2 separate regions of the Homo sapiens genome follow, and region 2 is linked to region 1. Evidence: chromatin loops called from intact Hi-C (ENCODE). Cell type or tissue: HCT116. All regions are shown on one strand. Each heading gives the region's core, and the rest is flanking DNA. Links, peaks and the distances in the headings are about the cores only.

Region 1 (17,209 bases), core at 5,216-7,715:
AGTGGTGCATGCCTGTAATCCCAGCTACTCAGGAGGCTGGGGCAGGAGAATCGCTTGAACCCAGGAGGCAGATGTTGCAGTGAATGGAGATCACACCACTGTACTCCAGCCTGGGTGACAGAGCAAGTCTCCGTCTCAAAAAAAAAAGAGAAAGAGAAATTGAATTTCATGGCCAGGTGTGGTGCTTATGCCTGTAATGCCAGCGCTTTTGGAGGCCAAATTGCAAGGATCACTTGAGCCCAGGAGCTCAAGACTAGCTTGGGCAACATCGCAAGCCCCTATCCTGGTATAAGAAAAAAAAAAATCGAACTTCATGGAAATGTAAAAATTTTGTGCATCAATAGACAACTATCAACACAGTAAAAAGACAACCAAAAGGAAAAATATTTACAAATCATCTATTTCATAAGAAATTAATATCCAGAATATATAGAGAACTCCTAAAACTCAACAACCAAAAAACCCAAGCAATTTAATTCCAAAATGAGCAAAGAGCTTAAACAGACATTTCTCCAAACTAGACATATAAATGGCCAATAAGTCCATGAAGAGATGCTCAACAACACAAATCATTAGAAATACATATTAAAACCATAAAGAAATACCACGTCTTACCTATTAGGATGGCTGATATAAAAATGAACAGAAAATAAGTGTTGGTGAGAATGTGAAGAAATTGGAACCCTTATGCTTTGTTGGTGGGAATGTAAAATGGTACAACTGCTTTGGAAAACAGTGTGGCAGTTTCTTAAGAAGTTAAAAATAGAATTATCATATAATTTAGCAATTCCACTTCTTGGTATATACCCCAAATAATTGAAAGCAGGAGCTTGAAGAGGTATTTGTATGCTCATGTTGATAGCAGCATTATTCACAATAGCCAAGTGGTAAAAACAACCCAAATGTCCATGGATGGATGAATAAACAAAATGTGGTATAAACAAGCAGTGGAATATTATTTAATCTTAAAGAAGAAGGAAATTCTGACATGATACAATATGGACGAACCTTGAAGACATTACGCTAAGTAAAATAAGCCAGTCACACAAGGAGAAACATTGTGATTTCACTTACACTAGGTATGTAGAGTAGTCAAATTTATACAGGCAGAAAGTAGAATGGTAGTTGGCAGGGTCTGGGTAGAGGGGGAATGAGAAATTCTCATTTAATGAGTACAGAGTTTTGCAAGATGGAGAGTTCTGGAGATGGATGATGGTGATATTTGCACAACAGTATGAATGTATTTAATGCCACTGAACTGTACACTTAAAAATGGTTATGATGATAATTTTTATATTATGAGTATTTACCACAAATAAAAATAACTTTTAAAAACCCTGTTGTTCTAAAACAATGTTCTTTTTCAGAGGAAGTACTTATTAGTTCAAAACAATGTACATGTCAGTTCTCTGCTTCATATAATTTGTTTTCACTGGAAGAAAATATGTTGGAAATATTTATGCCCCCTAGTTTCCTCCTCTCCCCAAATAATAAATGATAGGAGGGTGGTGTAATCTTGTCTTTTCTACTTGGGTGATCTAATTTTGGTTTAAACACATGTGTTAATAGGTGTACTTTTTTTCTGTTTTTAGATTCCATTTGAAAGAAAACATTTCTCTGCTTCACTAGTACACTCTGGCTACATTCTTTATGGCCTATTCTTTGTTGGGTGAGACTCTCTAAAATTAATGCCTACTCTTTATTGATTGCCCACCTGTGGCAGACATTTTGCAAACATTATCTTTAACTTTTTGAATAACCTTCAAATTAACTATTATTACCCCCATTTTTCAGGTAATGAAATGTAGATAGTAAGTAGTAAGCTCAGGATTTGAATGCAGATCTAGCTTTAAAACCTTGGAAAGTTGACTGCATAAATCTTTACCTAAAAGTTAAAGCCAAAGCCAGATAGACACTCAATCACCCCATCCATTCTCTTTTAAACACAGGAAAGTTATCTCTATTTAATACATATGAGTTTCAGTTTGCAAAATGGGCAACAAATCTTCATAGTTTTATAAGTGAGTAATTTGTAAATCCCTGAAGAAATGGTTTGTACCAGATGATCTTTAAGGATTTATGATGTATATGTCAAAAATAGATTATGTGGATTGTAAATAGATTGTATGGATTGACAGATTTTCACAAATTGAACACACCTGTTTAACCAGCACCTAGATTAAGAAACAGAATATTACCAATACCCTCCAAACACCCTTATGCCCCTAGCTGCTATATCTCCACTTTCAATAGCAATTGATTATTTTCACCTAAATGTTATTTACTTACTATTATGGACATTTAGTTTCCAGTTTTACTACTATGAACAGTGTTGTTATAAACATTCTTGTTCATGTCTTTTGGTGACACACATGCACACATATTTCTGCTGAGTATAAAACTGTGAGTAGAATTAATTGCTGGATCACACTATATGCATGTGCTCAGCTGATATGGTTTGGCTCTGTGTCCCCACTCAAATCTCAGCTTCAATGGTAGCTTCTGTAATTCCCATGTGTTGTGGGAGGGACCCGGTGGGAGATAATTTGAATCATGGAGGTGCTTTCCCCCATATTGTTCTCGTGGTAGTGAATAAGTCTCATGAGATCTGAGATGGTTTTATCAGGGGTTTCCACTTTTGCATCTTCCTCATTTTTCTCTTGCTGCCACCATATCAGAAGTGCCTTTCGCCTCCCACATGATTCTGAGGCCTTCCCAGCCATGTGGAACTGTAAGTCCAATTAAACTTCTTTTTCTTCCCAGTCTTGGGTGTGTCACTATCAGCAGTGTGAAAACGAACTAATACAGTAAATTGGTACCAGTAGAGTGGGGCGTTGCTGAAAAGATACCCAAAAATGTGGACGCAACTTTGGAACTGGGTAACGGGAAGAGGTTGGAACAGTTTGGAGGACTCAGAAGAAGACAGGAAAATGTGGGAAAGTTTGGAACCTCCTAGGATTTATTGAATGGCTTTGACAAAAATGCTGATTATGATATGGACAATGAAATTCAGGCTGAAGTGGTCTCAGATGTAGATGAGAAACTTGTTGGGTGCTGGAGCAAAGGTGACTTGTTATGTTTTAGCAAAGAGACTGGCAGCATTTTGTCCCTTCCCTGGAGATTTGTGGAACTTTGAACTTGAGAGAGATGATTTAGGGTATCTGGCAGAAGTTTCTAAGCAGCAAAGCATTCAAGAGGTGACTTGAGTGCTGTTAAAGGCATTCAGTTTTAAAAGAGAAACAGAGCATAAAAGTTTGGAAAATTTGCAGCCTGACAATGTGATAGAAAAGAAAATCCCATTTTCTGAGGAGTAATTCAAGCCAGCTGCAGAATTTGCCTAAGTAACAAGAAACCCAATGTTAATCCCCAAGACCATGGGGAAAATGTCTCCAGAGCATGTCAGAGGTCTTCACGGCAGCCCTTCCCATCACAGGCCTGGAGACCTAGGAGTAAAAAGTGGTTTCATGGGCTAGACCCAGAGTCCCCAACCTGTGTGTAGCCTAGGAACTTGGTGCCCTGTGTCCTAGCCACTCCAGCCATGGCTAAAAGGGGTCAATGTAGAGCTTGGGCCATGGCTTCAGAGGGTGGAAGCCCCAAAGTGGCAGCTTTGACATGGTGTTGAGCCTGCGGGTACCCAGAAGTGAAGAGTTGAGGTTTGGGGACCCCCACCTAGATTTCAGAAGATGTATGGAAACGCCTGGATGCCCCAGGCAGAATTTTGCTGCAGGGGTGAGGCTCTCATGGAAAACCTCCACTAGGGCAGTGTGGAAGGCAAATGTGGGGTTGGAGCCCCCACACAGAGTCCCTACTGGGACACTGCCTAGTGGAGCTGTGAGAAGAGGGTCACCGTCCTCCAGACCCCAGAATGGTAGATCCACTGACAGCTTGCACTGTGCGCCTGGAAAAGCCACAGACACTCAACACCAGCCTGTGAAAGCAGCCAAGAGGGAGGCTGTACCCTGAAAAACCACAGAGGTGGAGCTGCCCAAGACCATGGGAACATGGTCTTGCATTAGCATGACCTGGATGTGAGACCTGGAGTCAAAGGAGATTCATTCTGGAGCTTTAAAATTTGACTGCCCTGCAGGATTTTGGACTTGCATGGGCCCTATAACCCCTATGTTTTGGCCAATTTCTCCCCTTTGGAATGGCTGTATTTACCCAATGCCTGTATCCCCATTGTATCTAGGAAGTAATTAGTTTGCTTTTGATTTTACAAGTTCATAGGCAGAAGGGACTTGTCTTGTCTCAGATAAGACTTTGGACTGTGGACTTTTGGCTTAATGCTGAAATGAGTTAAGACTTTGGGGGACTGTTGGGAAGGCGTGCTTGGTTTTGAAATGTGAGGACGTGAGATTTGAAGGGGCCAGGGGCAGAATGATATGGTTTGGCTCCGTGTCCCCACCCAAATCTCATCTTGAGTTGTACTCCCATAATTCCCACGTTACAGGAGGGACTGAGTGGGAGATAATTTGAATCATGGGGGTGGCTTCCCCCATACTGTTCTCATGGTAGTGAATAAGTCTCATGAGATCTGATGGTTTTATCAGGGGTTTCTGCTTTTGCATCTTTCTCATTTTTGTCTTGCTGCCACCATGTAAAAAGTGCCTTTTGCCTCCCGCCATGATTCTGAGGCCTCCCCAGCCATGTGGAACTGTAAGTCCAATTAAACCTCTTTTTCTTCCCAGTTATCAGTAGCATGAAAATTAACTAATACATCAGCTTTAGTAAATATGGCAAGTTTTCCAAAGTATACATTAATTTTTTTTACAAAGCATTAAGTAAAATCCTGACAGCCAATAGAAGAATAGGTAAAAGACTTGACAAAAAGGATTCCAAGTAATAAGAATAGCACAACTTTTGAAAATTGTAAGTCTTTTTAACCTTAACATTCTCTGATGCAAAGAGGAAAAAAGTTATTCTGTAAGTATATTTAAAATGTTTGTCTCAAGCTAGCCAATTCTCTATTATATGTTCTACAAAACAATTGTTTAAAAGTTATGAAATAAATAGATACATCAATGGTTATGTTTTATCTGTAGCATAGTGGTTCAGAAGTTGAAAATACATATATTATTTTTCATTAAAGTCCATATTTTTAAAAAGCTTATTTACTTCACTTAAATTTAGAAAACAAAATATTTCAAAATCTCCAAAGTGATAGTATCTGGTTAAATTGTCTTCAATTTATTCAATTAATAATTAATAACCAAGTTGAAAGCAAACCAATAAAAGGGATATTCAGATAGATTTAACAATTATCTTAAGAGTCCACTACTTAAAAATAAATAAAACCAAATTTTTATAAATATATAAATTTTTTTACAAATTACAGATAAATGGAATACACACACACAAAGTCCATAATCACCTAACAAAGCTCCTCCTTTGTAGTTTTTATTTTAGTGTTTGGAAGGAATGTTTAGTGTTTAGTTCTAAATTATTGCAATGCAAGACTGCAATACAGGTTAGGCTGTTATCTTGAATGTAAAGAAGTGATGATGAATGCATTGAAAAATAAGTAGTGAAAAAATGCAAGGCAGTTGCAGGAATAAAACTCCATGAGCTCTTGACCTCACATATGTACAAATTAATTTAGCAAAATAAAAGAGCTATAATGTTAATGTGGCCTGGATTTTAAGAAAAATGCTAATTTTATTCTCTTTTCTGAGAGTGCAAAGGATAGAGAAAAAAAGTGAGGAGAAATAGTTCTGTGACTAAAGAGATTATAAATGGAAAATATGAGGTATTTTAAGAGCAAAAAGCATATGTTGATAAAGAGAGAGAGAGAAAGAGGGAGAGAGAGAGAGAGTCCTTACATATGTAAGGTCAGCCTTACATTAGTGTATTCTTGCTGAATCTTTGACTGACATACCAGATGTTCATCACAGGCACACTTTACTTCTATTATGCTGATTTATGCCGTCTAGTTTTGTTTGTTTTCTATTTGTGTTTCTACGGAATCCATTCTCTTGTGATAAATGTGGAAATTTTGGTTGTTTTAATTTTATGATTGTACCCTCCATTATCTTTGAATTCCTCTAACTGGAACATTATTAAACTTGTCTCTTATAAGTGCTGTACTCTCATTTGTCATTGTACTACTAAAGGACCTTAATCCTTTGGTATTTGAGGTATTCTTGGAAGTCCTTTTAGGAACATGCATTTCACTGATGGATTTGACTGGGACTTTGGAAATATAATGGTTTTATGTTAATCTTGCCCATTAGTGTTTTATGTCTTAAGACTAGAGACTTGGTTCCTCCTCCTGAAATTTTTAGCCCTATTTCCTATAAAGACTCATAGCTAGCTTGATTTGGTGTCTGCAATAAGTAAGAGATTTGGTCACTTATCTTTTCTCTCTCTTGCCATTGGGTGGATTCTATGAGCTGATTTTTCTTTGGCTTCCATTAAACACACTTTTATTTCTAGAATTAAAGACAAATAGATAATCTCATCGCTATTTGCAAATATTGGTAGTATTTTCGTATGCAAAGGTTTAAAGAGAATTCTTGGAAACCAGCACAGTAGAAGTAAGAGCAATGCAACAAAGCTACAGGAAGAAATGTTGGGCTTTGTATAGAGAGTTAGCATTCACAGTTTTCTAAACCTGCCTCTGGGAGGCAGTAGGGTGTAGAGGTTGAGTACGGCTTCCCGTTGACTTCAAATCCAATACAACCACTCGCCTGTTGTGTGATCTGTGCCTTGGTTTATTCTGTGAAATAGGTATAGTAGTAAATCCTCCCCCATTGGGTTTTTGTGAGGATTAAATGAGATACTTCCTGCCGGGCACTTACAATTCTGTCTGGTACAGAATAAACGTTCAATAAAAGTTAGCTTTATTATTATGGAATAGGCTGTCTGCTTTTGTATGTTTTCCATCATTAGAGGAATTTAAGCAGAGGTGAAATAATAAATTGGTAGAGATTTCATAGTTAAGATTTAAGCATTGGATAGCTCCTTCAACCCCTCAGATTTGTGTTTCTATTATTTTGTTTCCAGTGAATATCAAGGTATCTTTCATATATGACAATTGGTGGTATTAACCTATATAACATGCTTTTTTTTTTGGTAGTTCAATTCCAATGATACAGTCTCCTGTAGTCAATCTGGGACCTCAGAGTACGGCAAAGAAAACCACTGCTTAAGTCCAGTCTACATGCTGACCTTATGAAGCAAACCAGCTATAGATGCCAGAGACCTAAACAGATAGACTGTGAATTCAATTTGAGGAAAACACTGCAGAACGGTTCTTTTGATAATTTACAATCTTTCCTATCTGATGGCAAAAATTAAAAAGTGTTATAATATTCATTGTTGATAAGACATAAATGGGAAAATGGACACTGTAATATATTGTTAGTGGGAATATAAATTGCAAACATTTTGGAAAGAAAGCTGTCAATGTCTATTATAATTTTAAATATATATTCTCTTTGACCTGCCAACTCCACTTTTAAATGGCTTTCCTATATGTGTGTATATATATGTATATATGTGTATATACATACATGTATACACACATACATATATACACACATACATATATGTACACATATATACATATATACATATATATACATATATGCATATCATTATTTAAGGCCACATTAAGAAACCTCTATTGTGGCATTAATTGTGGTAGTAAAAATATGGAAACAATATAATTATCTATTAATAGGGCAATATTTAAATGCGGTAAGCTCTTACAATGGAATATTATTAAGTGACTGTTTAAAAAAATGATTTAGATTTCTATCTATTGACATGAGAGGTCCGTGATGTACTGCTAAGTGAATAAAGTAAGTTCCAGCATAATATTTATGGTATATTTGATGTTTGAAACAGCAAACAAACAAACAAAAACTTCAAATTGCCTTTGCATGCTTTTATATGTAAAGGGAGAAGTGAGGGTGGTCACCAGGTCGATGACCTGGGTTACCTCAGTGTTGGGGCTAAAAGAGAATCAGTGTTTTCTATATATGTTTTTGCATTTTTTTACATGCAATAAATGAAATTTTTTGGAATGAAAAAGTAGAAGGAAATAATTTTATTTAAAGAACTTAATAATTACAAAAATGTACCTATTATAATACATGCACAATAGGAACATGCATTTCACTGATGGATTTGACTGGGACTTTGAAAATATAATGGTATTATGTTAATCTTTCCCATTAATGTTTTATGTCTTAAGGCTGGAGACTTGATTCCTTCTGAAATTTCTGGCACAATGCAAATTTCTTGAGAAAAATAATCCCACTCTCCCTTCCTGTGCTTATCATTATTCCTTTTTCTTCTGCCTCCTCTATAACTTTCTTCCTTATGCTTTTTCATTCCCACTTCACCTCAAAAAAATAAAGTATTTTTGTGAAAATGGAAACATATTACCAGTCAAAATGTTTTACAAGTCTGAAAGTGATACAAAAAGCAGTTCATTTTTTTTCCCTTTTTCACCTCAAACTCTAAAAATATTTTGTAAAAAACTATTTTTAAGTAGAATACAGGCCCTCCAACTCTTATACGGTAAAGTTCTGCCATTTCTAGTGACATAGAGCTTCCTAGATCATGCTGTTCAGAAAGAACACAAAAACCAAATGCCTTCTTCCCTTCCTTCCTCCCCCCCTCCCTCCCTTGTTCCTTCCTTCCTTCCTCCTTCCTTACTTTCTTCCCTCCTTCCTTCCTTGTTGATAAATATTAGGAGCAGCAGCAGTATTTCTTCTTATGGTAAGTAATAATGGCATGTGCTCTAAAAGAAAACTAGAATATTTTGACTCTGACTTTATGTGGACAAGGGCAAAAAAATGACTAAAATACATTAATTAATTGAAATTCATTAAAAAGAGGCAAATATAACCAAGATTTTTTCATGTAGTAGTAACAATTAACTATTATTAAACATTCATATAAACTAATTGAAATTTCTTTTCCTAAAATGGTATATCTTTAAGGTTTTAAAAAATTATGTAAACTCTGTAGTTGAACAAATTATATCATTTCTGAAGGATTTGATTTCTGGGTGAACCTTTTTAGGGTTGTTATTGTCTTTCATTATTTTTCTTTTTATTTTTTTTCTTTCTTTATTTATTTATTTTTTCTTCTTTTTTGACTTGAAGTCTCATTCTGTCACCCAGGCTGGAGTACACTGGCGGGATCTCAGCTCACTTCAACTTCTGCCTCCCAGGTTCAAGTGATTCTCCTGCCTCAGCCTCATGAGTAGCTGGGACTACAGGCACGTGCCACCATACCCCACTAATTTTTGTATTTTTAGTAGAGATGAGGCTTTGCCATGTTAAACAGGCTGGTCTCAAACTCTTGACTTCCAGTGATCCGCCCCCCTTGACCTCCTAAAGTGCTGGGATTACAGACGTGAGCCTCCGCTCCTGGCCATGTCTTCCATTACTTTTCTGAGTTCTATTTTTGTTCTTTTTTTTATTACCTTAAAATCTTTACTGTAGAAATACAAAAGCATACAGAAAAAATGTAATGAATCCCCATGTATCACAGCAATTCTTGTTTCATCTACAGCCCATCTATCCTCTAAATATATTTTGTAGCAGATACCAAACACCGTAAATGTTTTAGTACTTATGCCTACAAGATATGAACTCTTTTAAAACATAATCACAATACTATAAGTGTACCTAAACAAAGAGGGATATTTTCTTAATATCAACAAACAGGTACTGTTAAAATTCCTAATAGTCTCTTAAATGCCATAACTTTTTATAGTACACTGTTTTCCCTTTTGAAATTTATTTGTTGAATAAACTGAGTTGTTTTTACTTCGGCTCTAGAGACTGATCAGATTTAGATTAGTTTGTTTTTTCTTGCCAAGACACTTTATAGATATTGTTATATTTTATTGGGAGGCACAAAATATTTGACTGGCTCTCTTTTTGTGATGTTATTGGCTGTTAATGCTTAGTATCTACTTCCATTAATTTATCACAAAATAGTGATATTCTAATTGTAACCTTTGTTCTTTATTAGCTGAAATATCTCTCTAAAGAGAAAAATTCTACTTATCTATCATTTAGTTACTCAGCGTTACAGTTCATATAAAGAAAGCAAGATAAATGTTTGATCGTATCCCTTTATTTACTAATTTTCATAATGTATTTGTTCCCTAGAATCATCCAACAGTGATTAATTAGGTTTTTAAGAGTTTTTTTTTCATCACTACAAACATATGGGTTTAAACATATTTTAGTTATGTTTTAAGCCATTGCAGCTATTATTCTTTTTTTTTTTTTTTTTTGAAACGGAGTTTTGCTCTTGTTGCCCAGGCTGCAGTGCAGTGGTGCAATCTCAATTCACTGCAACCTCTGCCTCCCGGGTTCAAGCGATTCTCCTGCCTCAGCCTCCTAAGTAGCTGGGATTAGAGGCACCTGCCACCATGCCCGGCTAATTTTGTATTTTTAATAGAGATGGGGTTTTGCCATATTGGGCAGGCTGGTCTCAAACTCCTGACCTCATGCGATCCACCTGCTTCGGCCTCCCAAAGTGCTGGGATTACAGGCATGAGCCACCACGCCTGGCATGCAGCTATTATTCGTACTGATGCTCTTCTTGGCCAATGTTCTAAATGGTGTGAGTCCTGTCGACATGATCTTAATAACCTTTGATGGTTTCTTTGCTACTTGGTATGACAAGGTGTTCCACACTCATTTTGTACTTTTGCTGTCTTACACTTAGAACTAGCTGTATTAGTTCGTTTTCACACTGCTGATAAAGACATATACAAGACTGAGTAATTTATAAAGAAAAAGAGGTTTAATGGACTCACAGTTCCACATGGCTGGGGAGGCCTCCTGATCATAGCAGAAGGCAAAAGGCAAAAGGCACATCTTACATGGTGGTAGACAAGAGAGAAATGACAACCAAGCAAAAGGGGTTTGCCCTTGTGAAACCATCACATCTCGTGAGACTTATTCACTACCATGAGAATAGTATGGGGGAAACTGCTCCACGATTCAATTTCCCACCTTATCTCCCCCACAAAACTTGGGAATTATGGGAGCTACAACTCAAGCTGAGATTAGGATGAGGACACAGCAAAATAATAGCACTAGCCAAGGCTCTTTTTAGTTTGTTTTTTTTTAGTGAGTTTTTAGTTCTATTAGGGTGACTACTTCCAGGCCTTTTCAGTGAACACAGTAGGGATTATTTTTTCAAACAAAATATATTATGAGCTCATATTTATATTTTCAATTCAGAGTTAGAGCAGTCTTACATCTGTAGTGCTTCTATTTCACATCAATATATCCTTTACACTGCTGATAATCCTAGTTCTTAAGGCTATGAAGGACAATATAATTAGACTATGTCATACTTGCTTATTTGCCATATTCTCAATAAACACACACAATAACAGTGCTAACCCCACTAGCAACAATAAAAGTATTGAAAAGAGTTAATTTTTTTTTACAGTTTTAACTTTTTGCCATGCTAGTGGGTATGTAGTGGTATCTTTGTATGGCAAATTTTTGACTGAATTCCAAACATTGTAGTTGCTGTTGTATTTTGCTGAATCTCCTTAGATATTATTAGATTTTATTCTAGGATTCTGCTAAATTACTTGTAAACAATTTTATCCTTTTAAGTCTCTTTTCCCAAACTTTGTTAGGGCAGGTCCAGAGCAGCTGTTCCTCTGAGGACTTATGCAATTCCACTGCTGAGGTAATAACCGTCTAAGGAGTCTACTCAATTCCCTACTTAATCAGGAGTCTTTCCCCTCTGATTGATTAGAACATGAAAGATTTCCTGTCCCTTGGATCTCCAGGGAAAAGTCCACCTATTCCCTTCCGTTGATCCTTTCTGAGGCTTTATGTAGTTTCCTCCACAATCTCCATGTGCAGATCAATACTCTGCCATAGACTAAAGCAGACTCCTGGACCTGGACAGATCTTTGGAGCCCATTTTTTTATTTGTTTGTTTGTTTGTTTTTTGTGCAGCACTCTTCTTCCTGAAGTTACACCCAGAAATCTAGCTGTTTTGCCTTTCTTAACTCTGAATTCTGTCTTTTCAGCTCAGCACTACTTTCAGGGTCTGTTTGGGGCCTCTTCTCACTACTATAGTCTGGAAGCCCTCTCTTTAAACAATAAACTGGGGTGATTATAGGGGGCTTCTTTTGTTTCCTTTTCTCAAAGATTATTGTTCTATACTGCTTGTCATCTAATGTTTCCAGTTCTTTAACATTGGAGGATTAATCTGGCCCTTGTTACTCCATGGTAGTCAAAATTAAAATGCCATTAATTTTTAACACTGAAAATTGAAGATCTATTGTTTTCTCTGGCTTCTGTCTATACAGCTTCATATCCCATTGTCTCTAGTATTTCTTTTTCTCTTAATATCCAGGATTCATCATCCAAACCAATAATAAAGATCAGCTCACTTTTGGTCTATTTGCTTAAAGACATGAAGAATCTGAAATATCCAAGTGGTAGTCTTGGCTTCCAATTTAATAGTACCATTTTTGTGTACCTAGAGGAACCATTTCTTCCCTAAGGGTTGATGTTTCCAAAACGTTAGATCCCAGATTCACCATTACAGAAAGTATGTCACCTACAAACCTCTAGTTCATCACACGGAGGCTCCAACTAGGTTCCCAGCTTTGAGCACCACCGCAGATGCTAGGACAGGACCCAGAGAAGTCCCAGGAGGGAAGGTGATTACTCAAGGAAAGAAAAGCATAGATATTTGCCTAAGGCTATCTCTCCTTCAAGGCAGAGGGGACAAGATAAACCATTAAAAGGTTTTGTCTTCATACTCTCCCACACATGCTTTTTAAAGGGTCAACCCAGGATGGGGCTGTAAAGTGTCAGTTGTGAATTTCTGTCTGGTGAGTAAATTATACAGTAATACCTGTAAATAAGGCTTGAACTTTTCCCCTTCTGGTCAATTAATAATAAGAAACTCCCCATGAGTCATAAATAGAGATTGAAGGAGGATGGCAGAGCAAAATACATAGGCAAGTTGGGAATGAAAATCAGTTGTTAACTCAATTTGCTTATGTTTTCAGGGTCTACTTTCTCTGGAGCCATATATTTCACTTCCATCTGAATAATGTAATGCCACTGAGTTTGTCTAAATCTATGACTAGGATGTCAAATAACCCCGGTTTGTTATAGCAATGGTGTCATGTTGCCACCCGATGTTCCAAAGTCAGACTTTCTTTTTGTTGTTGTTTTTATTTCTGAACCTAACATTATGAACATACCAAAGTCAGACTTCATTCTCTGCCAGGGACCAATCAAGTTAAGAGCTGTTTCTGAAAAGAGGATTGTTATTGCTAAAATACATGGCTTTGCTCTTAGACCTTGGGAGCCAACACTAGACTTTTTTCCTCCAGATTTGCCAAAAGTGTCACAACTGATCATAGACACTTGAGTATGAGTAAAGCTTCACTGTAATTGCATTGCATTTTTGTTCAGTTTACACTTGCCCTGGGATCCATTAAAAATAATCAGTCTTGGCCGGGTGCAGTGGCTCATGCCTGTAATCCCAACACTTTGGGAGGCCAAAGCAGGTGGATCACTTGAGGCTAGGAGTTCGAGACCAGCCTGGCCAACGTGGCAAAACCCCGTCTCTAATAAGAATACAAAAATTAGCTGGTGTGATGGCGTGCACCTGTAATCCCAGCTACTCCGGAGGCTGAGGCAGGAGAATCACTTGAACCCAGGAAGCAGAGGTTGCAATGAGACAAGATCCTGTCCCTGCACTCCAGCCTGGGCAACAGAACCAGACTCTGTCTCAAAAAAACAGTATTCAGTCTTTTGGCAAATCTGACAAATGGATATAAATCATATGCTTAAATATGATATTCATTACTTCCAAAATGAAAAGATGTTTACCAAGCCCTGTGCCTTTTTTTAATAGTAGGCAGTGAGAAGGTACAAGAATTTCTCCTTTCCTTTGGAGAAGGTATCTTGACATACTAAATTTCACTGGCTCTTCAGGAATTTTATGGAAGTGGCAGATCCCTGTATTTTGGTGGAATTAGTATCCAATGCTCTGGCACACAAGAATTTTATCAAGGCATCATGCATATCTGCCACTACATTGACATCAATGTAAGGGACCAGCATGAGCTCCTGTGAAATGACAATACAATAAATGTCTCCATGAGCTCAATTGTGGCACAGAACCAGTGAGTTGTCACCACTCTGGAACAAGATAGAAAAGGTATCCTGCTGTCCTTTCAGGTGAAAGAAACTGTGTTTTTTGATTAGCATAGAATGAAAGTATTTACCGCCCCAATAGCTGCATGTCATGTGCCAGTGGTATCAGTTTGCTCCAGGAAAAAGACACATCTGCAGTAGTTGCTATAACTGGAGCCACAAATTAATAAAAACAATTATTTGTAAATCATAGGAAACATTTAATGTGATAGTGTTTTTTAGACAATTAGAGATGTAAATGTTTATTTCTTGACTGCTTTTTTTCTGATACATATATTCAATAATTTGCAAATTTTAAGAGTAAATCACTTGATACAAATTAATAATATTTGAATTTAATACATAGAAAATAAATACAGTCTAGGGCAGTTTTATCTGATTCATATTTCTGTGTGACTCTGGAAGGCCGTTATGAATGGCCCCTTTTTAATATCTACTTTGAAGTAATAACTGTGTGTTTAAAAATGTATCCCTTATAATATCTTTTTTTGCTGGTCTATTTGCTTTCTGATTTATTATTTAACATTAATCAAAGATTTAAAGTTATATCAACCAGATAATGAACTTTATTCATTTTAAGAAACACTAATTTTAAGGAGGAAGTCATTTATTTATTTGTTCAATAATAGACAATTCTGGTCATTTACCTAGACTTTTAACATAATGCGATCACTTACAACAGAATGGGTTTCTCCACTGTGAAAAATGAATACAATCATTTACTTGGGCCGTTTCTTGTGAAAATACATTTAATCTGGTAATATTTTATAATCTAACACTGTGATTGCTTTTACTATACTAGAAGGATTTCAACTAGATACAATTGAATTATTAAACAGTAAATAATTCCCATTTTCTTGTGTGTGTCTAATTCTCTTGTTTTCAATTACAACTCCTGGTCATAAAAATGCAAATTTAATATGCAAATTAAATTCACTTCGGTAAATATATTCACAGCAGCTTTAGGTGAAAACAAAACTACCTTTCAGCTAATGCCAAAATGTAAATCATGCCACTTTATAAAATAAGTCTGCATAATTTTCTTCAGAAAAAAAACACAAAAACTGTAACTGTAATTTCTTTCAAGACTGTTATATTTATGAAAAAAAAGGGCATGGGTTGAAAATTTAGATAAATCAAGCACAATACATAGAGATTTATGGCTTCAGTGATTTTTTTTTTTAATTTGTTCGTTTGTTTTTGAGGCAGAGTCTGGCTCTGTCACCCAGGCTGGAGTGCAGCGGCACTCTCTCGGCTTACTGCAGCCTTCGCCTCCCTGGTTCAAGTGATTCTGTTGCCTCAGTCTCTCAAATAGCTGGGATTAGAGATGTGTGCCACCATCCCGGCTAATTTTTTTTTTTTTTTTTTTTTTTGTATTTTTAGTAGAGACGGGGTTTTGCCATGTTAGCCAGGCTGGTCTTGAACTCCTGGCCTCAAGTGATCTGCCTGCCTTGGCCTCCCAAAGTGCTGGGATTCCAGGCATGAGCCACCATGCCTGGCCTTCAGTGATTCTTTGAACAGATAAAATATTGAGCTATTGCAAGGATGTAAGCAATGGCTAAATAAACATTATTATATACCTAGTGTGCAAAAGCTGTATAAAATGCTAAGTATGTAAGCTCTGAGGCTGCTGACAATAATATCAAGTCATTGGCTGTACTAATTTAACAAACATTTATTAAATGCCTATTAGGTGCCAAATTTGTCTTAGACACTAGGGATTCAAAGATAAAGTCATAAACTTTATTCTTGAAGAGCTTACTTCCATACATAGGGAGAAAGGCATATAGCAAATACTTACAATTCAATGTGCAGTAGTAGAGATTTTAAAATGTTAGAGGGTAGACTCACAGATTTGCATGGAGAAGTGGCAAAGGCTCCATAAAGGATATGAATTTTGAGCATTGGGAGATATAAAATATGGTAAATAAACTATATTTTGGTATTCGGAAAGTTGTTTATATAAGGTATTAAGGGCATAGTATGATTAACTCTATCTGTTATCTATTGCTGTCTAACAAATCACCCCAAAGCCAGTGGCTTAAGACAAAAATACTTTATTATTGTAGGTAATGCATCCATAAAGACCGTTTGAATTCCCACAGAAAGTTACTCAATTCTCTATTCTTATCTTGCACTCTTTTACTATAGTTAGTGGTTTCCTTCTGTAGATAGTAGCTCAGCAAACTATTGTTCACAAGACAAGCTGGCCTGCCACCTAGTTTTGAAAATAAAGTTTTATTTGGATATAATCATGCTCATTTATTTACTTATTGTATATGGCTGCTTTTTGAGCCACAGCAGCAGAGCTGAGTTGTTACAATAGTGATTTTATGGTTTGCAAAGCTGAAAACCACAGCCACCGCCCCTCAACTCTAGACCACTATTGTCCAATAGAACTTTCTGTGATGTTAATGTGGCTATAGAGCACTTGAAATGTGGTTACTGTGACTGAGAAACTGGATTTTAAAGTTTACTTAATTTTAGTTAATTTAAGTTTAAATTGCTACATGAGACAAGTGGCTACATATTGGACAGCCTAGTTCTAGACAGTAGGTTCCCTGAAGCCAGTGACCAACTTTGGGTTATCTTTTTTACCCCGTTATATCCCATCGTGCCCAGTATATAGCTTTATACTTAGCAGACTCAGTTGTTGTCTCAACAAATATTTGTTGAATTAAATTTATCATGGTTGTTTTTATTTATTTTGGTCAAACTTTGTGAAATAGTTAAAGTATTTTTCTTGGGATGATTAGTGTTTGACTCAGTTCAAATGCCTAATGACTTCCCGAAAATGTCTCCAAAGGTTCTAGCCTACAGGAACTTTTCTCTCTGAAGGAGCAGCCATCTTCAAGGGTGTAATCCACAGCGTAAATAATTCAACTTAGAATAATGGCCTCCAGCTGCATTCATGTTGCTGCAAAGGACACGATTTTGTTCTTTTTTATGGCTGTGTAGTATTCCATAGTGTATATGTACCACATTTCCTTTATCCAATTAATTATCCTAAGCAAATTAACACAGGG
Region 2 (17,209 bases), core at 7,988-10,487, 250 kb after region 1:
CCGTTGCTGGTGAGGAACTGTGTTCCTTTGGAGGAGGAGAGGCGCTCTGCTTTTTAGAGTTTCCAGTTTTAATGAAATCCAGCTTATCAATTAATTTTTTCATGGTTCATGACTTTGGTGTTGTCTCTAAAAGTCATTGCCAAGCCCTAGTTCATGTAGATTTTCTCCTGTATTATCCTCTAGGAGTTTTATAGTTTTGCATTTTACATTTAGGTCTGTGATTCATTTTGAGTAAATTTTCATGAAAAGTGTGAGGACTGTATCTAGATTCATTTTTTTGGCATGTGGATGTCCACTTCTTCCAGCACCATTTATTGATAAGACTGTCTTTTATTCATTGTATTGCCTTTGCTTCTTTGTCAAAGATTAGTTGATTATATTTATGTGGGTCTATTTGTGGGCTCTCTATTCTGTTTCATTGATCTAATTGTATGTTCTTTTATAAATGCTACACTGTTTTGAATATTGTAGCTTTATAATAAGTTTTGAACTCAGATAGTGTCAGTCCTCCAACTTTGTTCTTTCAGAATTGTGTTGACTATTCTGTGTCTTTTGCTTCTCGATAGAAACTTTAGAATCACCTTCTTGTTTTCCACAAGAAAACTTGCTGGGATTTTGATTGGGATTGTAATCTATAGATCAAGTTGGAAGGACTGACATCTTCACAGTATTGAGTCTTCCTACCCATGAACATGGAATATCTCTCCATTTATTTAGTTCTTTGATTTCTTTTATCAGAGTCTTTAGTTTTCCTTATATAGATTGTATACATATTTTGTTAGATTTATATGTAATTATTTAATAGAGCATTTTTATGATACTATAATGGTGGATACATGTCACTGTAAATTTGTTTTATCCTAGAGTGTGAACTCTGATGTAAATTAGGGACTCAGATGACAATGATGTATCAATATAGGTTCATTGACTGTAACAATGTACCAGTGTGGTTGGGTATGTTAATAATGGAGGAAGCCATGGGTGTGTGAGGGCAGGGAGAACATGGGACATTTCTGTACTTTCTGCTCAGTTTTGCTATGAATGTAAAAGTATTCTAAGAAATAAATTCTATTTTTAAAAAATGTACAAAATATTGTTTTTGCATTATGTAAAATTTCTGTTCTCCAAACATTTTCTTATAAGTCTCACTTAATTTGAATATTAGAGTTTTTCTTAAGTGAGACTATTTAGTAGTTAATGTTGTGGTTTTCAGATACCCTGCTGCTCCCGTTTTTGGTCTGAACTTTAAAATGTGAATATAAATTAAATGTGTTTAAACAGTTTTTTTCTTTATGGTTTCCACTAATTTTTTAAAAATTTTATGAGGAATTCATTACATTCCCATCTGCAACAGTTTACTGTTTATACTTATAGTTATTTATGATGCTTAAATTTCTAAATTAAGTATTGATTCAGTTAAAAATCAGGTGAGGTCTCTAATACATGTTTCTTGGATTTTATTAATAAATGCTTTCTTAGGGAATATAAATCTGCCCCTCAGTAACTCATTTAACCCTGCAGTAACTCCTATAACTCTAGCTGAAGTGTAGGATTTCTACAAAAGAATGAGGCACAATCTAGATAGGTGATACAGAGGCTAGAATAGTGTGAGTAGCAATGTGTCTATATGATACCTTTACCTGTAAGGCATGCTAGTTAAAATTGTGCTATTTTTCATAGTGGTGATTATACTAGATGGATTGTCTTTCTGCTGTGTCCATGGGAATCTGATAAATGTCTTTTTCTCCTCCCTCAAAATACATGCCTATTTAATTGCTTAAAACAATTCTAGTTTTATTAATAGACTGATTTCTTCTAATAAATATAGTTTAAGAAGAAGGAACAAATCAGATTTTGTATCACAAAGCAGGACAACTTTGGTTCAGTTTCAAACTTAGGTGTACTCATAGACATAAGTTGAGATGATAACTTGTAGAATTTGTATCAATGATCTTATCCTTTTAACATTTTCTGGGAGAGTCTGTTTTATTAGTTACCTGCTGTAGTTACAGTCTGTGTTGCCTGAGGAAAGTTTTGTAAATCAGATCTCTGTCTATCATAGATTTCTCATACAAAGGTCAATGGCTCTTGTTTGATTGTCCGGTCCAAAGATGCATTCTCTATTATACAATTAGTATAAAACACAATATTTTCAGTCAGTGGATGCTATTCAAAGCCTCATAATGATGATAATTTAAAATCTTTGTATATTGAAGGCAGTTTGAAATAGTGGTTACTATACTTTGGATCTAGCCTGCCTCCAGTTGTATCCTGGCTTTGCTGTTGATAAGCTCTGTGATCGTGGGCAGTTGGTTGAACTTTGTCTTAGTGCCTTGATCTGATAAGTAGAAGTAATGATAATAGTACTTGATGAGGTTGTTGTGAGGATTAGGTATGAGTAGTTCAAGTACTCATAACAGTTCTTGGCACATGGTAAACATTATGTAAACATTTGTTGTTGCTATTATTTTCAATGGCACTACCTATGTTTAGACCTGGTGACCTGGGACCAGAAGTTTCAAATGCCTTTGTTCTATGACTGAGTTAACTGTTGCAGACCTTTGCTGTCAGGTTTCTCTGTCTGGTTTCACAGGCATTAGTTCTTGTCCCTTCTCATGATTCCCATATATACTTATGTTGTAATTGAAGTCCATAGTAAATCAGTATTACCAATGTTTCTATTTTGCATTAGTCAGCTCTTTGGAACTGTATTAGTTCAATATATTGGGTATGCTTTATGAAAATATATGTGCATTTTAAATATCATATGTCACATAAAGATAAGAAATTTTTTTCCATAAACCTTTATTTGGTAAATTCATTTTTATCTGAAAATTATAACAGTGTATTATTCAGTTTCAGGGTATAATGCCAGAGATATGTTTGAACTGAAACATGGAAATTCTTCCCTTTACCCTTTTCTCTGCTTTCGTGAGGAACAATTGTGGTATTAAAGAAGCAACTGACGATATTAGAAAAGCAATGTGGAGTCTTGGCCCTGTCACTAATCAGACATATGATACTTGGGTAATTCTAGCCCAAAGAAAGACTATATGATATTTCATTTTTCTTTAAGCTTAAAGATTCAATATATCATAAATAATGTTAAATTAATAAGATTCTTCTTACTTGGCTTATTAAATTGTTCTCATTTCTTTGTAGTACTTTATATTGCAAACCAAACTTCTAAAATATGTAGTTTATTTTCCTTTAATTTGTGTATTCTCAAAATGTTCCAGGTAAATAGTTTATTATGATAGCACTCTCTTCAGAGGTATGTAAAAATGTCATCCAGAATAATATTTAGAGTCTTTGCCATGTCCTAGAAGGCTCTATTTTCCTTTAATTTGTATATTTTTCTTTAATTTGTATATTCTCAAATGTTCCAGGTAAATAGTTTATTATGATAGCACTCTCTTCAGAGGTATGTAAAAATGTCATCGAGAATAATATTTAGAGTCTTTGCCGTGTCCTAGAAGGCTCTCCATCATTGATTCTGCTTCTCTATCTGACCTCATCTCCTGCCATTCTCCCACTTCCTCCAGTCTGATCTCACTGACTTCCCCATTGCTCTGTGAAGATGCCAAGCATGTTCTCACCTGGGACTTCTGAATGCCTCGTTTAATTTACCTGGAATGCTCTTCTTCCCAAATCCACGAGTTTACTCTCTCCCTTCAGTTAGGTTTCAGTTCATATGTCACCACGTTAGAGTTCTTCTGTAATCCTCCTATCTAAAATAGCTCCCCACCCCCATCACTCCCTACTTTAGGTTTCTTTATAGATCTAATCTCTGACAATATTTATTTTACTTGTTTATTGTTTGCTTTCTCCACTAACACATAAGCTCCATAGAAACGGGGACTTTGTTCTGTTTAGTACTGTGTCCCTGTTGCCTCATAGGGATTTCGATTGCATATAGCAGGCACTCAAAATTTTTGTTGAATTAAGCAAAAAAATTATTATAATATTTTCAGTTGCATAATTACCTTATGGACTTTAGAGCACCTACTTTATTAAAGCACTTTAAAGCACTTAAACTTTTAGATATATTTTGAAAGTGGATCTGAATTATAGTCCAGTCATAGTATTCCGTTAGCCACCAGGGTAGAAGAAATCTCAATACATAAGAATATAAAAAAGATAGAATTCATCTGATCTAAAAATAAAGAATGTTTGATCTATGAGAGAAAATACTTACAGATCATCTAGCATAGAGTTCTTATTTTAAAGATCAGAAAACTGAGACATGGTTATATTTGTAGATGTGCCAGAGATCACATGGCTTGTTGGTGGCAGAGCCCTAATTTTGTGTCTGTAATATACATGTTATGATTTTATGCAATTTACATATGAATGTGTTACATTTTCTAGTAAATTTGTTTTATTTTATTTACTTGCAACTTTGCTATCATCTGTAAAAGAATATGCCATAATAGTATTTTCTCATTTTTTTTTAAGTTTCACAGCTCTTGCATGCTACTAGGTGAATATGGAGGATTATCTTTGGGATGCTTCCGTCTTCTTTGGAAATCTCCATTTAGGTGTCTCATGGTTAACAGAATAAATATTTGCCAAAGCAGATTCCTTATAATTCTACTTAAACCTGACACTTTTGCTATATTACCTTTAATAATTCATTCTGGTTGCTTAGTTCCAGAACTGTGGTTGGGAAGGAGTTGTCATATATTTTTTCCTCTCCTTGTCACCTATACCCCACATCCAGAAAGTTGCCAAGTCCTGTAGACTCGGTTCTCTTCTGGTAGATCTTGATTAGCAGGCATAACCCTCTACCAGATGCTGGCCATTGCAGAAATTTTGTGACTCTGCATATAATTACAGAAACCATCCTCTAAGAAATCAGTCAAATTCATCAGATAATGTTGAATTTTGTTAGCGAATAACTAATAAAACTTCATTTAAGGATGACCAGTAAGGAGGCAGGGAAAGTATTTACATGGCATTTAGTAGAGTGCTTTGGACTCTGGGTATGCCCAGTGAAATAAATTGCCCAGTGAAATAAAGTGAGGTATTAAATATAATACCTCACATTAAGAACGTGTTTTTCCTCTTGCTACAGTTTTTATTTGCTCAGTAACAAAAAAAGAACACTCTCTCTTTTTTGTTGTTTTTAAGGCTTTAAATGAGCTGTTTAAAAAGTCATCTGTGTGCAGATTGAGAAATTGAATAATTAGCTGCCTTTCAACGCTTCATAAGCTCTTTTAGCCCATCAGGTTAAAAAGGGGGTGGAAAGAGTTAATACAGTCTTAAAGAGGCCTAATTTACAACTAAGGAGTACCTGAGAGCTCTTGGAGAATTTGACACAATGAGTTAGATCAACCCCATTTTCATTTCCCTCTAGCTGCAGTTTGTAACATAAATAAATCCATGGTCTATAATTGTTAAATGGAAGTATTTGAATGCCTCCTAGTGGCATATTGTAGGCTCTAATTAAGGAATTTAAAAAGTAATACTTATTGAAGGAATACTATCATAACCTATTAAAGCTTGTAAGTACAAGGTAGTAAAATCCTTTAATGATAACATCCTAAGTGAAATCAAAATACATTATTTGCCATACAAAACTGATTAAAAACATGACTGGAAAAAATATAATACATATGGCAAAGATGCATATACTTTGAATAAAAATTTTTGGTTTTGGTTCAAATCGAGTTATTTTAATTTACTTTATGTAATGGATCTATTTTGCACTTAAACATAGACAAATGTGGCTAATAATAGGATTTGGATAGCTTTGTGTACATTCATTTTTTTAAATTAATTGTGCTTATCACTTAGTTTCTTTAAATATCTTTGTATAATAATAGAGAAAACGGTTTATAGAAAGTCTGGTTCATTTTCAGATTTTTTTTTAATTCTGATCTTCAAGTTGAATAAAATAATTTAATCGGTAACCTTGAAATACAGACTATAGCAAAACTTTAAAATGATTAAGAATGCTGATTTAATTATTGCTTTATGCATAAAAATGACTTTACATCTACAGAAATATAATTTAAAATGGAAAGAAAGTCACATTAAAAGAATTCTGATGAGGGTCAGAAGATGGGAGAAAAAAGTGATATCCTTTTGTTAAGTACTAAAAAATGTTTAATTAACTGCTTACCAAAACAAAACAATTAAAATGGCAATTACCTTTAAAATAGCAACAGTGTAATTACAGCTGTTGTGATATAAAGCTAGGAAACAAAATGTTAATCTGGAATGAACAGTTTAAATATGAAATTATGATATACTTGGCTTCCTGTAGTACAGCTGTCAAGCTTGGGCAGTTTGCTGGTCAATAGTGACATTCTATGTGTCAGTGAACAGAGTCTCTTGATACCGTAACCCGCAGTTCACACATTACTGAAGCTCCAACTGTCGAACATTCAAGTCCCCTGATATTATTGCAGCTTCCAGACTCTCCTAACTGGCTCATGTTTCATTCTTTGGCAATTTGCCCTAATGATATCCCTCAGGAGCTTTCAGCCTCTCTTCCTTTCCATATTTAATCATCTTATATTAATCTGAGTGATACACAAACTATGCTGTACAAATTGTAATTTCCTACAATTTTTCTAAGATGCACACCTAATTTTTCAGTTTTACTTTTACTTATGTTCTAAGTTTTCAATCCCAAACTCGGTATTTTCAGATGATTATAACTATCTACATGATTCCCAAGAAGCTTCTTTTGCTGTTTATATATGTTTCAGAGGGGCCTCTGAGATGTAAGACTTTTTACATGTAGAAGTGATAAAGACAATGTGATTTATGTAGTTATGTAAATTGTTCTGTGATTACTGTTCATTGTTGATACATTGAACATTGCTTTTTGTTTGGAAGGTCAGCAGCTACTTATTTTTGTTATCCTTTTACAAATTTCAGTTAACTGCCTGTATCCATGGATCAGCTGCTCTTCTATACCCAATGTATTGGCAACACATATACATCCCAGTGCTTCCTCCACACCTGCTGGACTACTGCTGGTAAGCTGGCTTTTGCCAGACTCCTTTAAGTTTAGGTTTCATGATTAGATTATCTGTTTATTTGTGAACTAGGTAAACTTGGGGGCATATTTAAAAGAAATCACAGAAACTTACATTTTAATAAATAGTAAAGATGGCTTTTATGAAGGACAGAATAATTCTGTACAAAGGTAGCGCAAGTTTATACCTAGCAAACATAAAGTTCTTTAGATTTTGTGAATTTCTTCTGCAGTCATTTAGATAACTCAATGCAAAATAGAAAAAAATAACAGTCTTAAGTTGTGTTAGGAAAACTGTATAGAAGTTATGGTGTCAGTTAGAGAACCCAGTATCCCAGGTGTCAGAATTTGTCTGGCAAATCTGCCAGCAACCACATTGTCTCTGTCAGGGCATACTCTTGTTACCTTTACTTCAGAATACACTTCTTTACCCCTCTTTTTTCAATAATAGCACACCAAATACCAAGTACTGATAAAGGGGTTGTCTCTAATACAAGAATTCTTGTTTTTTGTTTAAGTCAAAGTCTCAGCCTTGATCCACCATGAAAAGCAATGTTGAAAAGTATTGGGAGTAGTTCTGAAAAGTTTCCTGGCATTAGACACAATTCCTAAAGGATCCCAATAACCAGGCCTCTAGACCCTCCTTGTTCTCTTCACCTGGAAGAGTCTGCATATTTATCATGAGTCTAAACAAGGATTAGACTTCTAAATAGCAGCTTCTGGGCCTTCTTCAAGACTAGGGGGGGAAATGTTATCTTCATTGCATAATCATCTTCTGCAGGTATAGCCTAATTCTTAAGAAATGTGATGGGATTTTTCCTCTAAATCATTGTGCACACACATAGAAGGAAACAATTTTGACCTTAATGTGTTTGCTTATTTCACAGCTAATGTTACTAAAACACAGCACTTTTAGAATCAATGCACTCATTTAACTTTCTTATTTCATAAAAGGCAGAAAGTATTAAGGATTAAAAATGATTTAAGTTCATACACAGAGGGTTTCTATTAACTTTTTATGACTGAGCCTCTTCAGAACAAGTGATTGTAGTGACAACACATGTACTTGGCCACATATTGATTACGTTAATATATTGGTGTGTTTCCACAGCATGGTAATATTATTAGTATTGATAATGCTGTGAAGTAGGTGCCCAGTGACCTACCATTGCTATTATGCTGTTTGAGAACTAGAAAGGAGAAACTGTTTGGCAGGAAACTATAGGAATGTAGTTTATATTGTTAAGTGTCACACACACAAGTCTAAGAATAAAATAAATAGGCCCTTTGTTATTCATTTTAGAGTTTTCCTTTAACCAACATACCTATAATATTTTAGCATTCCTTAAAGGGAGGGTCTCATTTATTTATGTTGACATATGCAGTAGATCTTTGTATATACTGTTCAGTAATTAAACTTTATTTATTTAAAAATATATTTTACAGCAGTATTTGGAAATATATTGATATATGATTTTACATAATATATCTTTAGAATTACGTTTTATATATGATGTTAGTGCCATCTTAATTTTTCTATTAAAATGTTCTAACCTCTTAAGAGATAACACACCTTTAATTAAGTTCAATTATCTGTAATGAATTACACATTTAAGACTTTCTAAAATGTTATTTAGAAATTATTATATGACACAGGCAGTTCTGTACTAATTTTTTTCCAGATCTTTTCTAATCGTTTCTACCCCTGCCATAAAATTCAATGAAGTAAGCTTGTTTCATATTTCAGTCCCTGGAATTTTCTTTCTAGTGTCTAATGTCTGAAATAGCCTTTGGGTTGAGTTCTAAGAGCTTGCATGCCAAAAACCTCCCTGGTTCAAAGAGTAAGTCAGTGATATTCAAACAAGAAGTTATCTGAAACTTCCTGAACCTTAAGGTCACAATGATAGGCTCAGCTTCTATCATAGGAACGGAGTAATATAATATAATTATTTTTTTAAAGAATAGCCATCAGAAAACTTGGTAAACTAAACTGTTTCCTAGGGTAAACAGTTTTCTTCCATTTCCATCCTTGAGGTTAAAAAATCATACTGATCTACATGTAAAAGGGAAAAAAATTACAGATCATCCCTTCAATCTCATAGTTTTGATTAAATACTTTTTATGAATATTCCAGTTCAAAAATAGTGTCATGAAGATTTGATAGGAAAAGATATATCTTTGCTAACTCTTTGGCACGATTGGAACTTTCTGAATCCTGAGGTAATCCTACCTCCATAAAGTATTTCTGTTTTTGCAACTGGTAGCTCTGGTGTGGGTTGGACTGTGGAGAGCCGTAATGCCATCTTGTGACCATGGATGGATATCGCATCTTGGTCCACCAATAAAGCCTTGCTACTTTGTTGATTCATTCATCCATTCACTTGTTCATTAAACACTTAGTGACCATCTATTAATATTTGCCAAGCTGTGAGTGTGTAATGTAATGAATAAGATTTAGTTTATGCCATTGCAAGATTCACAGATAGCAAGAAATACACACATACTTACATGTGCACACATGCACACACACAGCACAGTGTAATACTGCAATACTATAAGTATTACAGAATAGGCATACAAAGGACCATGGATGGCAACACATAAGAAGAAGTGGCCTACAGTCCCTGGTAGCTTAGGGAAGGTGCCTGGGAGGAAATGACACCATCTGCATTTTCCCCTAATCAGCCAATGTAAGAGTACTTTAATGTGGCAAGTCTATGATGTTGCAAGACAGTCTTAACCTATCTAAGTCCATAAACACATGGCAGGTAGTGTGACTGTAGGACTAGTAAAATTGTAATTATCTATCATTTGTTCATGAATGGTTGAGTCACTATTTAGGCTATATGACTCTTCTTTTTATGAAAGGAGCAGATTTAGCTTCTGAGAGAATAGGTATTTTTTTTCTTTAAAAAAATGGAAAATTGTATTCTTTAGACTACCCCAATAGACTGCTGTTATAGTCTGTGTCATGAGTGGTCTCTTTGTATGAAAACCTAAAAAGAAAAAAAAAGCTATTCTTAAGTACAGGTGAATTGCTACCAAAAAGAAGCAGCAATCATATGGAGGCTTCTGTATCCTATCTTTGCAAAATAACTTCATTGAAAGAAAGATTTAGGACAGTTTTTCACATAGAGGACAAAACATCTGTGTTGCCAAGAATCTCTTCTTGGCTTGTTAATGCCCTTATCTAATTAGGAAATTTAAGGCTAGGTTTGCAAAGTTACTTTTCATGAGATTTGGGTGATTTCATATTAGGATTACACAATCCAGTTTTTGTGAGAAAGAAACAACTATTCACTCTATATTCTGCAAAATGTAATTATTTTAGGAAATTAGTCTCTAGGTTAATAATGTTTACAGTTCTAACATCTGTGTTTTAGATTTTGTGAGAAATTGGTGAGAAGAGAACATGTGGAGATAACAAGTGATCCCATTTTAAAAGTTTCAAGTTATTATATGATTAAATTTTGCATACAAGCTTTTTAATGAATATTTTTATGTCAGCTTAACAATTTTTATCAATGTGTTTTTTATACTTCTGAAGATAAGTATATCTTCCATAAAGTTTAAAATGTTTTTGCCTGGGCGAAAGAGCGAGACTCCGTCTCAAAAAAAAAAAAAAAAAGTTTTCCTAGATGTATTCAGTAGGTTATTTAGCAGTCTGTTTCTGATTTTAAGAAAATCTGACCCACCCATTTATCCCACCAACATTTGTAAAATGGACTTAGTAATTATTGTTTTTAGAAGGCTTACCTATTTTAAAACTCTTTCATTAAAATGTACTTTGAAATTTCAGACAGCATGGGCTTTTCTGTATTATAAATCTTGTGAATAGAATAAACTAACCTGAGGTTAATTGGAAGTTTACACAGTGACTTTAATAATTTTATGCTATTTTGAACATAGGCAGGGCTTGAGATATTTAAGATTATGGCCTAACTTCATTTTGTTAAAGGTATCAAAACCTTGTTGTGGAAGCCTAGATTTGTTAGTGATATGCATTTTATGTCTTCTTCTCTGGAGACCTAGAAGGAATACAGGGATGAGAACTTGAATTAGGGAAGTAGTGGAACAGTACACATTTGTTCCTCCTGTTTCCTTTTGAAGGTAGAAAATCTGTTAGGTCTTAAGGATATCAAGGCCTATAAACAGTTTTCAACTTTCAGCCAAGTGAAGTATCCAGAATATCAGATCAATTCCAGATGGTCTCTTGCATTCAAATTAAAAAAAAAATAGGAAGGAACAAAGCTACAAAGGGCAAAGACAACTGGGAATTAGAATCTAGTACAATAAGAAGTAATGAACTAGAATGTACAGGCTAACGAGGAGTAAAATAAGAACTTTAACACTTATTTTGTAAATTCTGGATATATAGATTGGTGGTTAGCCATCTTTAAATAAATTTGGAACTTTTTAAGGTTACTTTGAAATCTCTGGGTCTGTCAGGGTGGCTGTGTAATCTATTGCTGGTTCTCAGTAGCAAAGTGAACACACAGAAATTTGGACAGCTCTGTTCTAATAATGACAATGATGTTTAGAAAATTATGCAAATCTTTTGAGAAAGAGGATTATCTGTTTGCATTAACAGAAAAAGAGTGTCATAATAGAGCACAAAGATGCCTATAAAAGAATTGCCAAAAATGTTTTATTTTAAAATAGCTATTTATTCATATATCTGCTATTGACTTCGTAGATATCTGTCAATTCTCATGTTTTTCTGTTAGATAATATTTTAGGTTTGAAATGTCAAGTTGAATAATTTTCTTCTTGTATTTCGTGAGAAGTATTTCTGAAATAACCAGCAATTCTTATTCTGTGTATTAAAAATTTAACATCTATATTTTTTGCAAGAGTATAAAATCCATAGGGAATATATTCAGTTTATATTGTCTATTATTGTTCCCAAGTTTCTACCCTAAGGCCTGGCACCTGCTATGCTCCAAATATCATGTGTTGAATTAATTAATTCAAGATTATTCTCACACTTGAGTATTTTTAAATTTATTAAAATTATTAATAAAAGTGAAAGTTGGATAAATCTGAATTTATAAAATTAGGTAAATAAAAGACAATGTACATGAGGGGAAAGATAGCACAGTAGGTGAGGAAGTTGTTTCCTTTTGTACATCCAGTTCCAGAACAGTGTCTGACAAACAATAAGTCTTGATAGATATTTGCAGACTGACCCTCTGATCCAAATATTTGGTGACATAGGAGGTATGTATCAATGAATATATATATTAAGAATATCATAGAAATAAGAATTTAATTGAATAGGAAAAGATGTGCAAAACGGATGTTAATAAATTTGATGATTATTTAAGATATATTTGCTATGAGGTATACGGAAAAGATTCAATTCAGACTATGGCCTAGACCTGGATATTCTTCTTAAGGTAAAAACAAACCAACAAACAAACTTTTTAGGCATTATAACTCTTGATTAAATTATAAATGATTTTATGATGTTTATAAAAAGCAATCTTAATTTTAAATATATTAATGGCCTCTAAGATTAAATTTGAGCTTTATATATTGAATAATTTTGAATATCTATAATGTGTTATGCTGGAACTGAGCATTTAATACATTTAATTTTTAATCATTTTGAATTACTTATACTGTTGTTTCAGTTTTAATGAACTATATGAATCTATGCATATATATATTTTTAATTTAGTGCCCCAATGCCATACCTGATTGGAATACACTCCAGCCTCATAGAGGTGAGTATCTTTCAGACATGAGACAGTGATAAAATTAACTCATAAAATAATAGTTAAAACAGTTTTGTTTTGAAGAAATATCAGTGGTATAGGACAAAGAAGTGACTAGTTTCATATTTAGAGTATGCTTATCATTTTTAAAAAGACAACATTGAAATAATTACATTTAAATTAACATACTAAATGACCATTTTTTATGGCATGAAATCCATAAAAATAGGTTATGTTTGGTAGAAATCATATGGTAAGTTTTAAATACTAAAACTTCAGTCCTTGATCAGTTGCCTTTTTTTATGGCAACTTGAGATCATTTATATCTCTTTTTCAGACCTATATTTTGAAAGTCACAATTTATGTACTTATGAGTCATGAAGTAAAATTTTTTATTTTGCAGACTTCATTATGTTCCCATTTATCAGTGTGTACATTTTAAATGTGGTTTTAATATACTAATCATGAACTTTAGAATATAGCCTTAAGTTTTAATTTTCAGTTCTGTTGGGGAATATAAAATTTAGTAATTTTTTTCCACAATTACCACATCATTTTAAAATTATTTTTGTCACTTAAGTTATTCCTATAGTGAAAGATCTTGAACTATTAACACCATGAACTTGAAATTAGTGAGATTTCCAGGAAGGTCTTGGTATAGGATCAGCATCTAATAAAATAAGCAAAAGGCTTTAATTAAAACAAAGTCTTGGGTCAATTGAGTGGTGTCATTATGCTAGATGCTATCAGTTTTATTCAGATAAATTTGTCTTTTTTTGCTGGTTGTACAGATTGTACTTTAACCCAGTTTCTAATAAGCAACCTAAATGAGTTAGCTTTGGTTTTCCTCTTGCCATCACTGTATACCCTCCATCAGTCCTTACTTTGATCAAAGATGAGTCTGTTGATATATTTTAAAACTCCTGAGGATCATATTGGGAAAGAGTCACGCCCCTTTAGGAGGTCCAGGTTGTGGATTCCGACCGGTACTCTAGGTTCCGGCATTTTTTCTTATCACAAAATGCTAGGGCAACATTTTTTATTTGTTTCAACAATAACAAAAAAAACATATTTAAATAAATATCTTTAGTAGGTTTGTTTGTAATATTGAAGTCTGAGTTGGATACCTTTATGACTCCTTATTTTTTATTCATTTCTAGAAAACTTATTCTTACATGCCAAGGTACTTTCAGTGAAAGGATAAATTACATAAAATAAAATATGAATGAGTAGGTACTTAATTTGTTATTAGATTGTGGAATATATGACTAGCATTTAATGTATCAGTAATTTGACTTCATTTAAAATCTAACCTTGGTTGGATTCTCTTCTAAAAAGTCATCAAATTTGATTTTTATATTAGTGTACTTGTCGCTTCTTAATGAATCTAATAGGATACATAATTTTTATAACATGTTTATTTATTTATAGAGATGAAAAATATTTAAAGTTGTTGGTTACCTGTTGATGTTAATTTTTTTTTTGCATAATGATTCTACATCAACTTTTAAAGCAAATGATTCAGCGTTTCCAAAATACTGTATAAAAGGGTATATATTTTAAACATTCAATTTAATTTATCATATATTCTTGGATACCTATAAATAAAACCAATACTGTTTTTAAGTAGCAAATTTAAGAATTATTTGCTCCTTAAAAAGTGTTGTCTTAGAGAATAATCCATTCTAACTTTAAATTGGCTCTTATTATTAAATGAGAATATTTGAAGCCATTATTAGACTGGTTGAAATCTCTGTATTTTTCATACTCTGGACTTATCTAAGTGTCTTAATAGTCAGCCTTATTTTATTTAATTGGTTTATTAGTGAATGAGAAGCTATACTGGGGACTTCAGGAATTCTTTTAAAACAATTGGATATCATTCAGCAACTTTCTTGTTAATCTATTACAAGATGATGTAAATCCTGCAAATTTCATTCTTGTTATGCCACTATTAGGCGGATTTTTTCACTAAAATTTCTAGCTTTTATGCTTTTTAATTTTACCAAAATGGTCTCATAATTAAAATATTGATACAGCTATTTACATATTTAGTATGTAAGACTGAACTGAGTAAATGTTTGCATTTTGCCTGGCAATTACAACCAATTTTTTCTTTAAGGAATAATTAAAATATTTTCTTATTCCCTCTCTCTTGGTCAAGAGAGTTTCAACACATTTTATTGTGTTATTAGGTTGGTGCAAAATCAATTGCGGTTTTTGCTATTTTTTTTTTTAATGGCGAAAACTGCAGTTAATTTTGCACCAACCTAATGTAACAACTTCTAAATGTAGTTGTTCAAAGTCATGAAATTCATATCCCTTAACATCTTTCTTTCAGTTGTTTTAATGAAATTATGAGTAAAGGATGGCCAGATCTTTTTAAAATACAAATTTCCTTCTAAAATAAAGGCTAAAGACATTTTGTTCTGCCTGAAAACTAGACTTTGGGGATGAACTCAAGGCAGACTAAAGCCTGCAGGTCATTAGGAATAAATTAGTAAAGGCTACAAATGTGAGGATTATCTTGTTTGTTTTAATATACAATGGATTCTAAATAAAATGTTGACCCAGGTTTATAAGATCATGTGATTGCTGCCACTATGTCATTTCTTTGTATTAATGTGCAAAAGTACCTTTGTAGCCATATTGTATGGAAAAGTTAAACATAGAGGGTGTGAGAAAGACTTCACTAACTTCACCACCTTACAGTTGTTCTTAATAAGCATTTCAGTCTATGTCTAATATTATTTTCTTATTTTTGAAGAAAAAGATAATTTTTTAAATTTTCTTAATTTTGTATCTCATAACTTTATGAGATGTAACAGTGAGACACAGAAGGAGGTACCATTTTATATACCACATGACTTCCAATGCCTATTTAGAAAAAAAAAATAGCTGAAGTCTAATTTGGAGGGAAAAAATAGATGAAATAGTGATACTAATCCAAATTTAAAAAAATTTGTTACACTCTATTTTTTCCTTTTTTGTTAATGTATTAATAGAATTATTTTCATATTAGGGAATCTCAGTTTATTAATTTGAAATGAATATATTTTTCTATTCTTTTTCGAGTGGTCCCTTAAATAAAATTTAATATTCAGCAATTACCAGATTTTTAAAACTAAGAGCAGTTTTGAAAAAATTGTACATGTCATAGTAGTACCAATTTCCTTGTTCTGAGTTGAGTGATAATGTCCTCACGAAACACTTTGGGGGCACATAGCTTTATCTTAGGCTATTTACAGACTAACTCATTTTATCCCTTAACAAATACATCAGGTTTATTAGATTATCTTTATAGTTTCTGTCATAAAATGACAACTTAAAGTTGAAGATGAAAATCAAAATTATGACATGTTTTTTCACACAAATGCAATTAACATAATTTATATTTTTACTTATAAAATAGGTTACTGTAGTTATACTATAGTTACTTTATAGGTAACTACACATATATGTATTTAAAGCTTTTTGCATATATGTGAAAAGAAAAGGAAATAAGTGTATTTGTAAATATTTTTGCAGTAGTATCACTATAAGTGATTCGCTGCTAATATCTTAGAAATGGCCATCTTTTAAGTCTTTATAATAAAGAAGACAGATTTTTAGAATCATCTGTCCTCACTGTAGACATTATGCCTTTCTTAACATGTGGAAATTCTCTGCTTTAGACTACCATTGCTTTAGAAAGTTTAACATTCTAATATGCAGAGATTTGAAATTGTAAATGAATCAGAGAAATTTTAATTATGACCAACTTAGAATAACCAGTTTGGCCAATTTAAAATATAAGGTAATAATAAGATTTTAAGTGACAGTTTTCAAAAATGACTATTATTGTAGACCACCACTTAAAAAATACTACACTCAAATTATTAACCTATTGCTAGTTGACTTATACAATTATGAAATTCAGAGTTCATGAATGTATTTAATTAATGAGCACTTATTAAGGAATAATACTATTTGTTACAAATTAAATAAGACTAATAAAATTATATGAATTAAGTATACCTATTAGTTTAAGTAGGAAAAATGAACCATAAGTATTTTCTTTAAGGATGAAAACTATGATAAAATTCTTATTTACTATTATTTGTAGACATATTGAGATAATTTGACTATTTTGATTAAACTTTCAAACAAATGGGACAAGTCAAGATAGTCTGATAGGCTATTAAATTTGGTACCTTCTGTTGAAATTCATGTGAGAAATATTACTAACAATAAATTCCATATTGCTATCCTTTTATTCTCTCTTATTCAGCTTTCAGTCCTCATCACCAACATATACCTTTTTGTATAGAATATAGACAAAAAATTTAAATTATAGTTTAATGCTGTAGTCATAGTTATTGGTTTATGTTATCCTTGCAATATGCTTTATGCTAAACATAGGTATAGAGCTGGCCATGAATTCTTGTTTCATGGGACTGAACTTAAATGGGTAAATTTTAAAGAATATAATTTGTTTACAGTTTGATATAACTGTGCC

Evidence for each region. A loop is a pair of places that touch in the nucleus more often than their neighbours do. Peaks named below come from ENCODE experiments on the same cell type or tissue, not always from the same donor. Only the 100,000 strongest peaks of a DNase experiment are listed, where the experiment ranks them.
Region 2: a loop joins it to region 1, with 6 times the contacts of the local background. A loop is called at or near these places in 73 of 110 quality-filtered maps.

What each region holds. Positions count from the first base shown.
Region 1 is chr1:197,858,523-197,875,731 of GRCh38, reverse strand. No RefSeq gene overlaps it. Among named protein-coding and RNA genes, the nearest start is that of C1orf53, 36 kb to the left of the region's middle. In HCT116, for the core only: a CTCF peak has its summit at 6,612; a DNase peak (open chromatin) is centred at 6,631.
Region 2 is chr1:197,607,442-197,624,650 of GRCh38, reverse strand. DENND1B (DENN domain containing 1B) reads left to right here. Exons shown (of 23, transcript NM_001195215.2): 11 at 6,892-6,992; 12 at 12,675-12,720. Among named protein-coding and RNA genes, the nearest start is that of DENND1B, 160 kb to the left of the region's middle. In HCT116, for the core only: a CTCF peak has its summit at 9,318 (motif pointing left); a DNase peak (open chromatin) is centred at 9,300.